Linked DNA regions of Homo sapiens: region 1 is linked to region 2. Evidence: read pairs that join two places in POLR2A ChIA-PET (ENCODE). Cell type or tissue: OCI-LY7. All regions are shown on one strand. Links, peaks and the distances in the headings refer to the core of each region. The heading gives the core; the rest is flanking DNA. Region 1 overlaps LOC105375052 (a long non-coding RNA gene). Region 2 overlaps DAAM2 (dishevelled associated activator of morphogenesis 2).

Evidence for each region. ChIA-PET counts read pairs that join two places held together with the same protein. Peaks named below come from ENCODE experiments on the same cell type or tissue, not always from the same donor. Only the 100,000 strongest peaks of a DNase experiment are listed, where the experiment ranks them.
Region 1: POLR2A ChIA-PET joins it to region 2 with 6 read pairs; 1 of 35 experiments calls an interaction of 5 or more read pairs at or near these places.

The regions. Positions count from the first base shown.
Region 1 is chr6:40,717,214-40,722,587 of GRCh38, forward strand. LOC105375052 (a long non-coding RNA gene) reads left to right here. Exons shown (of 4, transcript XR_926789.2): 2 at 3,572-3,688. Among named protein-coding and RNA genes, the nearest start is that of LRFN2, 130 kb to the left of the region's middle. In OCI-LY7, for the core only: no CTCF peak of the experiment used is centred there; DNase peaks (open chromatin) are centred at 2,598 and 2,978; H3K4me3 peaks cover 1,117 bases; H3K27ac peaks cover 583 bases.
Region 2 is chr6:39,812,580-39,817,953 of GRCh38, forward strand. All of the region lies in intron 1 of DAAM2 (dishevelled associated activator of morphogenesis 2), which reads left to right. All of the region lies in intron 1 of LOC124901487 (a long non-coding RNA gene), which reads right to left. Among named protein-coding and RNA genes, the nearest start is that of DAAM2, 23 kb to the left of the region's middle. In OCI-LY7, for the core only: CTCF peaks have their summits at 737 (motif pointing right), 2,388 and 2,595; DNase peaks (open chromatin) are centred at 812 and 2,432; H3K4me3 peaks cover 1,135 bases; H3K27ac peaks cover 1,532 bases.

The DNA of each region.
Region 1 (5,374 bases), core at 254-5,253, 900 kb after region 2:
TGGGAGGCTGAGGCAGGAGAATCACTTGAACCCAGGAGGCAGAGATTGCAGTGAACTGAGAACGTGCCATTGCACTCCAGTCTGGGCAACAAGAGCAAAACTCCACCTCAAAAAAAAAAAAAGAAAGAAAAGAAATTTAATTGCCATTGTGACAGAATTAAGAGGTGGGTCACTTAAGAGGTGATTGGGCCATGAGAGATCCACCCTCATGAATGTATCAGTGCCATTATTGTGACAGTGAGTTACTGATAAAAAGGATGGGTTCACTATTCTAATGTTCTCCCTCTGTTTGATACACTCTCACACTTTCTTGCCATGTGATGTCTTCCACAATGTTATGACACACCACAAAGGCCTTTACCAGATGCCAGTGCCATGCTCTCGGACTTTCCAGCCTCCAGAGCCATGAGCCAAATAAATTTCTATTTTAGTTACCCAGTCTGTGGTATTCTGTTATGGCAGCAGAAAATAGACTAAGAAATAAGGCAAGAACCTTCAGCTAAATCATGTCAGCATTGGAACATGATCCTAAAACCCAGAGTCTTTATGCAATATCATGCTATCTCAATTTGGATTCTTGCAGAAGCTGAGCCTGAGGCAATGATGTGGGTGCAATATCGTTTATTTGGGAGGTGAAGAAAGCACTGAAAGAGGAATGGGACAGTGGAACAGGGAAGGGGAGAAACCAAAACAGAGTGAGTGATCAGGCTGGCTAACACCTGGTTCCTAAGGCCCAGTCCTGCAGAGACCTTGGAGCAATAGCATAGCACTAACTGTAAGAGTTTTCCTCCTTGAGGGGAACCCAAATTCTGAATTTCATCCGGAAATCAGTATAAATAGGTCACCATGACCTGTTGGAATCCACTTGAACCTCCTAAATAAACTCAAGGGTGAACTGTGAAACTGATATCCATGATAAGTTACTTGTTGTTCCAAATACTGCTATGTTTTTTTGGGCTGGTAGACTGCTAACTATGCCTGCTCCTAATAAGTGGATCCTTGAAATAGGAATTATCTGTAAGATAGATACAATAATTATTCTGTAAGATAGGGATTATTGAGCCCACGTTTGACAGATAGAGAAACTGAGGTTCCAGGAGATTAAATAACTTGCCCAAGATCACAAAGTTATTAAGTAGGGAAAGCTAGATTTGAGTTCTGAACTTCTAACTCTAAAATCTATACCACCTGTGTTAGTGAATGTTCTCTGGAGAAACAGAATCAATAGGAAGTATAGATAGGTATAGATATAGAGAGATTTATTACAGGAATTGGCTCACACGATTATGGAGTCTAAGAAGTCCCACAGTCTGCCCATCTGCAAGCTGGAGAACCAGGCAAGCCAGTGGTGTAATGCATTGGCTTAAAGTGAGTGGCTTAAAGTCTGAAGGCCTGAGAACCAAGGGAGACAATAATATAAATCCTGGTCTGAGTCCTGAGGCCCAAGAGCCAGGAGCACTGAAGTCCAAGGACAGGAAAAGATGGATGTTCCAGCTCAAACAGGGAGCAAACTTTTCCTTCCTCCACCTTTTTTGTTTGTTTGTTTGTTTGTTTGTTTTCCTCTCTGGACCATCAATAGACTGGTTGATGCCCATCCGCATTGGGGAGGGCAGATCTTCTTAACTTGGCCTATCATTTCAAATGCTGATCTCTTCCAGACTTATCCTCACCGACAAACCCAGAAAGAACATTTTACCAGCTATCTGGGCATTCCTTAGCCAAGTCATGTTGACACCTAATGTTAACCATCACACCAGCTTTTCCTATAACTCACAGAGGTGGTCTTTGGAAACATGAAACAGTAAATTTTACCCCATCCTCGACCAATCCGCTACCCACTGGATAAGAGAAAGTGGGAAAGAATAGAAATTGGTTAAAATGCAATTTAGGTCTGTTCCTGGGAGACAGATTGCCATTGAATTTGAGGGGATTTCAAAGAGGGGAGTAAGAAGGGAATTTGAAGCCTGTCTCAAGCCTGTAAGGATGGCTTCCCTGACACCTGTTCATGACAGAGCTGTGGCCTGGAGAACTGTGGGCCTGCAATAGAATGGGGATTCTAATGGCATAAGTGTGTGTCTGGGGGTGAGGTCCCGGTGGGCATGAGCATCATGAACATGCAGTGGGGCCAGTGGAGCTGGCCCATAGGGTGGCTCAGATGGAGAGAAGGCTTGGAATCTGGAGCCAGATAAGAGAGGTAGAAACAATTCTTGGAGTGTCTTGGGGCTGAGTCCTCTCACGCCCACTACTGCCTGCTATACCTCCAGCTCCACAGCCCCACCAAGGCCCTTCTGCCTCTCCTACTTTGAATTCTTCTTTTTTTAGAGCAGTAAGCCCGGCACTGAGAGGCAGTAATTGGGGATCTTTTGTTCCACACAGTCTCTGCCACGCTTGCTCCCAGGGTTGCAAAGTTGCTTTCTACTGCCAGGCACATGGGGTTTGACCTTTTTCATTTATTTGAACACTTACCTTCCAAATAGGAGAGTGGGGTGGAGCGTGGGGGGAGAAAGAGAGAGACAGAGACAGGGTGATAGAGCAGGAGACCTACAGGGAGAGGAACTGAAAGTAAGATCAGAGCACTTAGAAAGAAAGAGGCAGGCAGGCTCTGGGAAGGAAAACAGGAAGTGGGAAAAAAAACACTTAACTATGTAAGACTGAGAGGCATCTGGAGCCCAGAGGAGCTGGAAGGAGACACAGAGCCAGGGAGAGATGGAGAGGATAGACAGGGAGATAACAGAGAGGAGAGCAGACAGATGCAGAAAGAGAGCACACATGGGAATCCAAGCAAACTGGGGAGAGAGAATGAAGAGGTGGGAATGCCGAGTGAGGTGCCCTCTCAGCTCTCAGAGTCCTGCAGTACGTGCACACCTACCAGCCCAGAATGTTAATTACACGCTGCCTTTAACAGCCTCCACTGCTGAGTCCCTGAAAGGGGGAGCTGGGATGCAAACCTGCAGGCAGCACGTAGCAGCCCCTTAGCCAACCCAGGGGCAGGAAGCAGAAGAACCTTTCAGTGTGATCACAGAGAGAGAGGCGCAGGACAGTCTTGTGTGTCCCGCAGGAGTGGCCAGTGTCCCTCATAGACCTCAAGAGCCAGAAGAGAGGCTGACCAGCTGGGCTGGGGAGTGCCTGGATAGAGAAAGCAGGGAGAGAAAGGACCCTGGGGAAGAGGAAGCTCGGGAGGGACAGAGGGAGGGAGGGAGGGAAGAGGTACTAAGAGACGAAAGATCCCTCAGGCCTCCCCACCCCCACCTCACTTTTTGCAGACAATAATCCCCTTCTGCCCCTTCTGTCCTGAGATGAGGCAACCCCTCCCCCAACTCCACCCACAGCATCCTTTCAAGTTCATCAGCACCATCTATCACCACAGCCAAAAAGGTCTCAGTGCCTATTCCTGCTCCCTGAGCCCTGACCCAGCCCTGGCTTTCCAGCCAGCTGCAAGTGAGAAAAACTTACTCTTCTCTTCAAGAGCATTATAAAAACTGAGAATGCAACTTTCTCCTGAGTAATGAGAACTGTCTCTTTATGTCTAGCCCTTTCGTCCACCCCACCGTCTCGTGCTTTGCCTCTCCAGATCCTCCAGCCAAGATCCATCTTCAGATCAGGCATCCAAGTCAGATGGAGGAGGCCAGGCCTTGGCTGTGTAATCCAGGAGCTCCAATCTCAGCTGTTTGCTCCCCTCTTGGGAAAGGTACTGAATGGGCAAGCTCCTATTTCCCTCAGCCTCCACCCCTGCCCACGTTACTCAGGAAAGTCCTCATATCCATGCCCTCCTCCTCCCTCTCCAGCCAGCCACCCTGCCAGCCACTGCTCAGATGGGAAAAGGAGGTCGGGACGTTCCTGAGTAGTTAATAATAAGGGGGTGAGGGGCTATGATGGTAAATCCTTTGCCCAGATCCAGGTCACAGAGAGGCACTAGGCTCTTGAGGTCCCCAGAGACCTCTAGCGAGGTGACAGCTCAGTGGACCTGAGCTTTTCTGGCCCTCCATTCACTGGGGCCCAGGCTTCAGTGGCTTCTCTGAGATGCTGATGTGTTCTCAGCACTTTAGCAAGAGATGCTCCAGGCACAGGCTTTCTGCGGCTCTCTTCTTCCCATCCCACCACTGCATCCATTTGTGTCTTCACATAAGCGCACTCCACCCGGAATCACTAGGCTAGGCCTACACATGTGGGCACATGGACATATGCCAAACACATAATACACAGGCATGCATGAGTGCCTGCAGACAGAGATGCCTGCAAAAGGGAGCATTCAAGCACACAGGGCCCCACATAGGCAGACAGCGCAGCGCTCCATAAATACAAATTAAATTAAATATGCACAAGCACACCCATGGCAAGTCATCAGGCCTCTGCTCTGCCCAAGGCAAGGGTGTTTGGGCTGAGCAGCCTCTGCACAGCTAAGGAGCTTTTGATTTGACAAAGAAATTACATTTCTTTCACATTAAAAAAGGCTTTGAAGATTCAAAGCCTCAGGCCAGAAAGCAGTGACCACCCAGGGAACAGGGGCAACAGGTCAAGCTTTCCTCTCCCTGCTCCTGTCACTGAGAGACCGTCTTCCTCCCTGGGGCCCTGAAGGGCATTGAAAGTCATGATTTCATGAGGCTGAAACAGGATGAGTTGCTCCACAAGTCCTGCTGCCAGGCAGTGGAGAGGCTGCCCAGAGGCCCCCCAGAGCTACAGCATAGCGTCAAGCCTGTCTGGGGTCCTTCCATCTCCCTTTGGGGCACCTCATCTTTCTTTCCTTTCAGTGGCCTCCCAAGAGGCCATCAGGCTAACACCCTCGTGGGTTAATGATGTGACCTTTCTTGTCTTCTTGGGATTTTCCTGTAGTCAAAAAAGGAAGGTGTCACTGGGACAGGAAAGACATCCAGGCAGCCTCCTGCTCTGCCAGTAAGTAGACTGGGCTGTACAGGAGAGGCTGGAGACCCAGGAGAGTCAGGATAAGCTGTTTTTCTGCCCCTCTCATCACCTTCCTCTCCTGCATGACAATAATGCTTCTTATAGGACAGAACTTGTGAGAACAGTTGCTGCTCGGGTCTTAATCCTGTTCTCTCAGCTCAGAGCATTCCTCAGGCAGGGGAGGCCTCAGTGTGTAATCCAGGAGCTCCGACCTCAGCTGTTTGCTCCCCTCTTGGGAAAGGTGCTGAATGGGCAAACTCCTATTTCCCTCAGCCTTTGTTGGTCTCCAAGACACATCACAGCCCATCCTTACACTCCATGATACCTGCCGATCCCTGCTTAAAATCCTCCCACGTTAACTTTAAATACAGTTAAATCTTTTGAAATGAGCAATTTTCTGCAAAGGTCACTGTAATGCTCAGAGTTCTATGCTGCCAGGAGACCCTTGGAAGGCAATGAGGCAGTCCCAGAGTGG
Region 2 (5,374 bases), core at 224-5,223:
ATCCCCCGCCTCCCCACCCTGCCCCTGTCAGCCTTCTATTCTTAGTGTGGATGGTGACCTCTGACTGTGGAGTCAGCAGGTAGCTTTTGGAGTGCCTGTAACTCAAACAATTTAATCTGACATCTCAATCCTGCCACCCTCCCCTCTGTTGCAAACACACCCTCAACTCCCTTTTCCTGCCTGCCTCTGTCCTCCTCCAGCTCCTGTGAGTTCTAGAGGGTTTCCAAACCTAGGATAGAGCCAGCAATTCATTAGTCTTTGTCCTGTTTCCAAGAATCCCAAATATATAAGAATTCCTCATTGAAAAGCCAAGCATTCTTGGGGGAAAGTGTGTGTCACCAAGAAAGCACGATTCCTCACATTGGGAAAGGGGATCGTAGTCCAGTCCAGGAAAATAAGTGTAGATTTCAGTGCCAGATGGAAGTGGATTGGCTCTCCCTGACACCTCCCCTCCCCAGCCACCCACCCCTCACAAACCACAACCGGGGAGCTTGCCTTCCCAGTTCATCTGAGGGCACTAACCGGATGACATTTTCCTCTGGAGAGAGAAGGAAAGAAGAGGCAGATTGTGTGTGTGTGTGTGTGTGCGTGTGTGTGTGTATGTATGTGTACACAGTTCTCCTCACCTACAGGCCACTTTCTGTGCAGTTCCTTTTGGCATGGACCACTTACTGTTTGAAGAGCCCTCTAGTGAGTTTTTGGGGTGGGGGTGAATCATAGGCGATGAGTCTGGCTGCTCTTCCACTAGGAGGAAGCATCTCCCTCCTCTTTGGGGCAGCTCAGCTTACCAGAAGATCTAAGGTAAATGAATAGGAAATCTGCTCGAAAGCATTTAGAAAGCAACCTCTTATGGCTGCGTTATGCAAATTCATAGGCTAGAAACAGGACAGGCACCAAGAGGAAGCACGTGAGCTGAGTGAGCAGAGTGTGTGTGGAGTGAGTTATAATCAAGAAAAGCTTTAGGAGGATATGAAGTTGCTTTTTTTAAAAAAAATTCTCTCCTTTATTATAAAAGAAACATGGATTTATTATACAAAATACATAGTAGCAGAAGACAAAAATAAAATTAGTTCATGAGCCCATCACGGGGCACTGAAAAGAGACTTTGATCTTTCTGTTCCTCTGCCCCCTTTCCCACAGCTTCCCACCTGGCCACAAACAACACTTGGAGAATCTGCCTTCCCAGGTCACTTAACATTTGGCAGTTAATGTTTCCAGTCTTTTCTCTCCACATACATTGTAAAAGCATGGTTGAATACATATTATATGTGCAGATGTTAGACAGTTTTGTATTGTGGTTTTATCTTCTGGTTAGTATTACCAACTTTGTAAATGAGGAGATAAGTCAAGTGAGGTGTGGAAAAGGGTCATGGCCACTGTTTGGTAGAGAGGAAACTGAGAACTGGGGGAAAGGGGCCCTAAAAGACCAGCTGATACCCTGTGGGATGGAGGATCTTTTAAATCAAGCTTGTTCAGCCCGTGGCCCATGGGCTGCATGCGGCCCAGGATGGCTTTGAATGAGGGCCAACACAAATTCATAAAATTTCTTAAAATGTTATGAGATTTTTGCAAGGTTTTATTTTTTTTAAGTTTTCTTTTTCTTTCTTTCTTTTTTTTTTTTTCTCGCTCATCAGCTATCGTTAGTGCTAGTGTATTTTATGTGTGGCCCAAGACAATTCTTCTTCTTCCAGTGTGGCCCAGGGAAGCCAAAAGATTAGACACCCTGTTTTAAATGACAGAAGATGAAGAGCATCTAAACCTCAACCTCCCAGCTCCTATGTGAGTTGGGAGCAGTAACAAAGCCAGCCTCCCCTTTGACCTTGGCTTGGTTTCCCTGGCCACAGATGGAGCTCTGATGCCTTTGTTGGGGTTGGCGTTGGCGTTGGGTGAGCACTGTGGTGAGCACTTCACATACAACTGATTTTCTGTTTTACAGATTTGGAAACTAAAGTTTAGAACAGCTAAGGACCTGGAGTAAGATCCATGTGGCACAGCAGCAGAGCTGCAATTCAAACGCGTTCATCTTTCTCCTAACCACTGTCCTAGGCAGCTTCTAGTTCCATGGAAGAGAATGTCTCCTGATTCCTCACTTTCTGCTAAGCCTTTCTGGATTGACTCACCAAAGAACAAGGGGTGCCCTCCCACCATTTCTGTGGAACTCAAATGCCTGAGCCCTGCTGTATGGAGTGTGTATCAAGGAGATTTGAGGAAATAAGTAACCTCAGCATCTGTTCTCACCACGTGGCTCTTCCTCCAGGAAGTTTTCCAGGTTGAATTCCACTGGATACTCATCCCTCTCCTCCTCCATTCTCTTCAGTATTAGCCTGATTCAATTCAGAGCCACTCAGTCATTGATATTGTGACCAGATGTCACCCGAGGAGCCCTGTCTTTGAGATTCAGAATAAATTAGCTGAATCTCACTGCCACAAACAGAGGGCAGTGGTTCTCAAATTGTGGGACCTTAGACCAGCAGTATCAGAATCACCTGTGAACTTCTTAGAAATGCACATCCCTGGGCTCTGCCCAAGGCTTCTGGATCAAGCTCTAGGGGTGCAGCCCAGCGATTTGTGTCTTATCAAGCTCACGTGGTGATCCTGGTGCACACTGAAGCCTGGGAACTGCTGGTCTGGAGATTCCAAAATAAGTGGTGGTGGCTTATATTTTTCACATCACCTCTGGCTCTGAGTTCCTATTTCCACTGAATTCGTTAAGATTATTAACTACCCCTAGGTGACAAGCATGGTGGCCCAGAAATTAACATGAACTCTGGAGCCAGACTGCTGAGATTTCAATTCTGTCTCTAAGGCTCACTCATTGTATGGGTGTCCCTGAGCAAGTGGCATAAATTCCCTCTGCTGCAGACCTCTTATCCCTAATATGAAATAACCATGGTATTCCCCATAGGGCAGCTGTGAGCCTTCAATGAAACTGTGTCTGTTAAACACAGTTTAACAGTGCCTTACACATAGTAAGCTCACAGGAAACATTAACTCTTATTGGTGTCATGCAAACCACGAACTCTTCTGCACTGTGTTGACCCAGATGTGGAATTACTCCCATACCCCTGGTTTACACACACACACACACACACACACACACACACACCGTTTACACAAGGCTTCATGAATGCGGTGAACTTTATGGAGGTCTGGGGAGACCAAGGGTATTTGTATTACAACAATTCAGAATTGAGCACTGGATAAGCTTATTCTAAAATAGATTGGCCAAAGGTTACACCATTTGGTCTTCCTCCTCTCTCCCTTGGTGCTCACAAGCAACTCACTCAAACAGGTCCCCCTCTTTATTATGTTGAGTAATTCAGCTGTCTTTACTCTCCAGCCCCACTCCTCAACTTTGCTCCTCAGTTCACTTTGCAAATCCAAAGACAACTTCTAAAGAATGGACCTTCTACCCTGATTCTCATGCTGGATTCCTCCCTCATAGGGAGAAGAGTAGCAATGAAGATTTATTTTTCCTACTGACATGAACTGTGCTACCTCTCAGGATGCTTTAGTGATAGTTTTGGTTTTTCTCTATAGGTATATGAATCACACGTTGTATTTTTTCTAGTAAATACTTGAGAAAGAATTTGATCCAGGAGTCTGGGGCAGAGCCCAAGGCTGCGCATTTCTAACATGTTCACAGGTAATGCTGATACTGCTTATCTGAGGTCCCACAGTTTGACTGCAATGTATTTATTTTTGCAATGGGGCATATTGCTCTATAAATGTTCTCCTGCTCTTGTTCTAAACCTTCACACCCTCATAACTAGGGATTTGATCACAGCCACAGGTTCTCAATCTTGATACTAGGCCACATAATTCTTGGTTGTGGGGGGGCTATCTTTTGTATATAGGAGGCTTATTAACACCCCGAGCCTCTACTCAGTAGATCTCAGTAACATTTACTAGTTACGAGAACCACAAAACTTCTCCAGACATTGCCAAATGTCTCTGGGGGCAGGGGGTGTGATGGGTAGCCACCCCCAGTTTTGAGAGCTGCTGGTCTCAGCTAAATAGTTCCTGTAATAGTTCAAGTCCATTATATCTTATTCTACCCCACACTTTACCTCTGTATTTAAGTTCAGGGGCCTGGATTTATTCATTGAGAAGAAAGGTATGGAGGAGTCCCAGCAGCCTCTGGATCACCCTTGATTTCCAAGGAGAATCATCAACACTTTGTGACTGCTTTTTCTCAAAGGCTCCACACTTAACCCATCTGCAGTGGAGCCAAGGACATCCAGGTCTGTTTCCAGTACCGTCTCTAGTCCTGTTAACGCTCCCCGTGTGGCGGGAAACCTCACAGGAACTAGGGAATGGCCTTTGGTTTTTGGCTTATAAATACTCATCATCACATTTCTTTTGCTGAGAAGTTTTTCAAAATCGTGTTTAACATTCTTGTTGCCGTAGTGGAAACTTTTGTTCTTTGGAGGGCTTCCCATCCTAGGCCCAGGTCAGATTCCTCAGCAGAGCTCTGAACATTTTCTAGGGAAGTTTCAGCAGTGAGATCGCACCTTTGATGCACTTACACAACTGTGGCTGGATTCTGGGTTAAGACTCCCAGGATCCCAACATACACAACAGGGAAACTATGCAGCTGGAGGAAGGGCCATGTGCCTGGGAGTCTTTCTGGGAGGCCAGGATCAAAATCCTTTTATGATTCTATTACTTTTCTGGGTTTCTCTCCTTGCCCCCTAATGTCTTAAATCTAAGATAAACAATGAGCACTTCAGTCAGTAAAAGATTATGCGTAATAACACACAATCTCCAAATTTCAGTGACTGAAAACAACAAAGGTGTATTTCTTACTCATGTTATCTGTCGGTAGTGGATCAACAGAGGGTCTCTGCTTGTTTTAGTCCCTCAGGAACTGAGGCTGGCAGAACAGGCCCTGTCTTCAATGTTGGCAGTTGCTGTTCTAAAGGAAAAGGGAGTCTGGTCCTCACAATTAAAAGCTCTAGACCACTAATGATGCTTCTGTTCATCAGTGTTCTATAGTGAAACAGAACCAATAGGATCTCTCTCTACATATATCTGGATTTGTTTTAAGGAATGGGCTCCCATGGTTGTGGGACTGACAAGTCAAAAATCTGCAGGGTAGGCCAGCAGGCTGGAGACCCAGGAAAGAGCTGATGTTGCAGCTCAAGACTGAAGGCAGTCTAGGGGTAGAGTTCCCTTCATTGGGGGACCTCGGTCATTTTCTCTGAAGGCCTCCAACTGATCAAATGAGGCCTACCCACATTATGGAGGGTAATCTGCTTTACTCAGAGTCTACTGATTTAAGTGTTCATCTCATGTTAAAAAAAGAAAAAATTCTGGCTGGGCATGGTGGCTCACGCCTGTAATCCCAGCACTTTGGGAGGCCGAGGTGGGT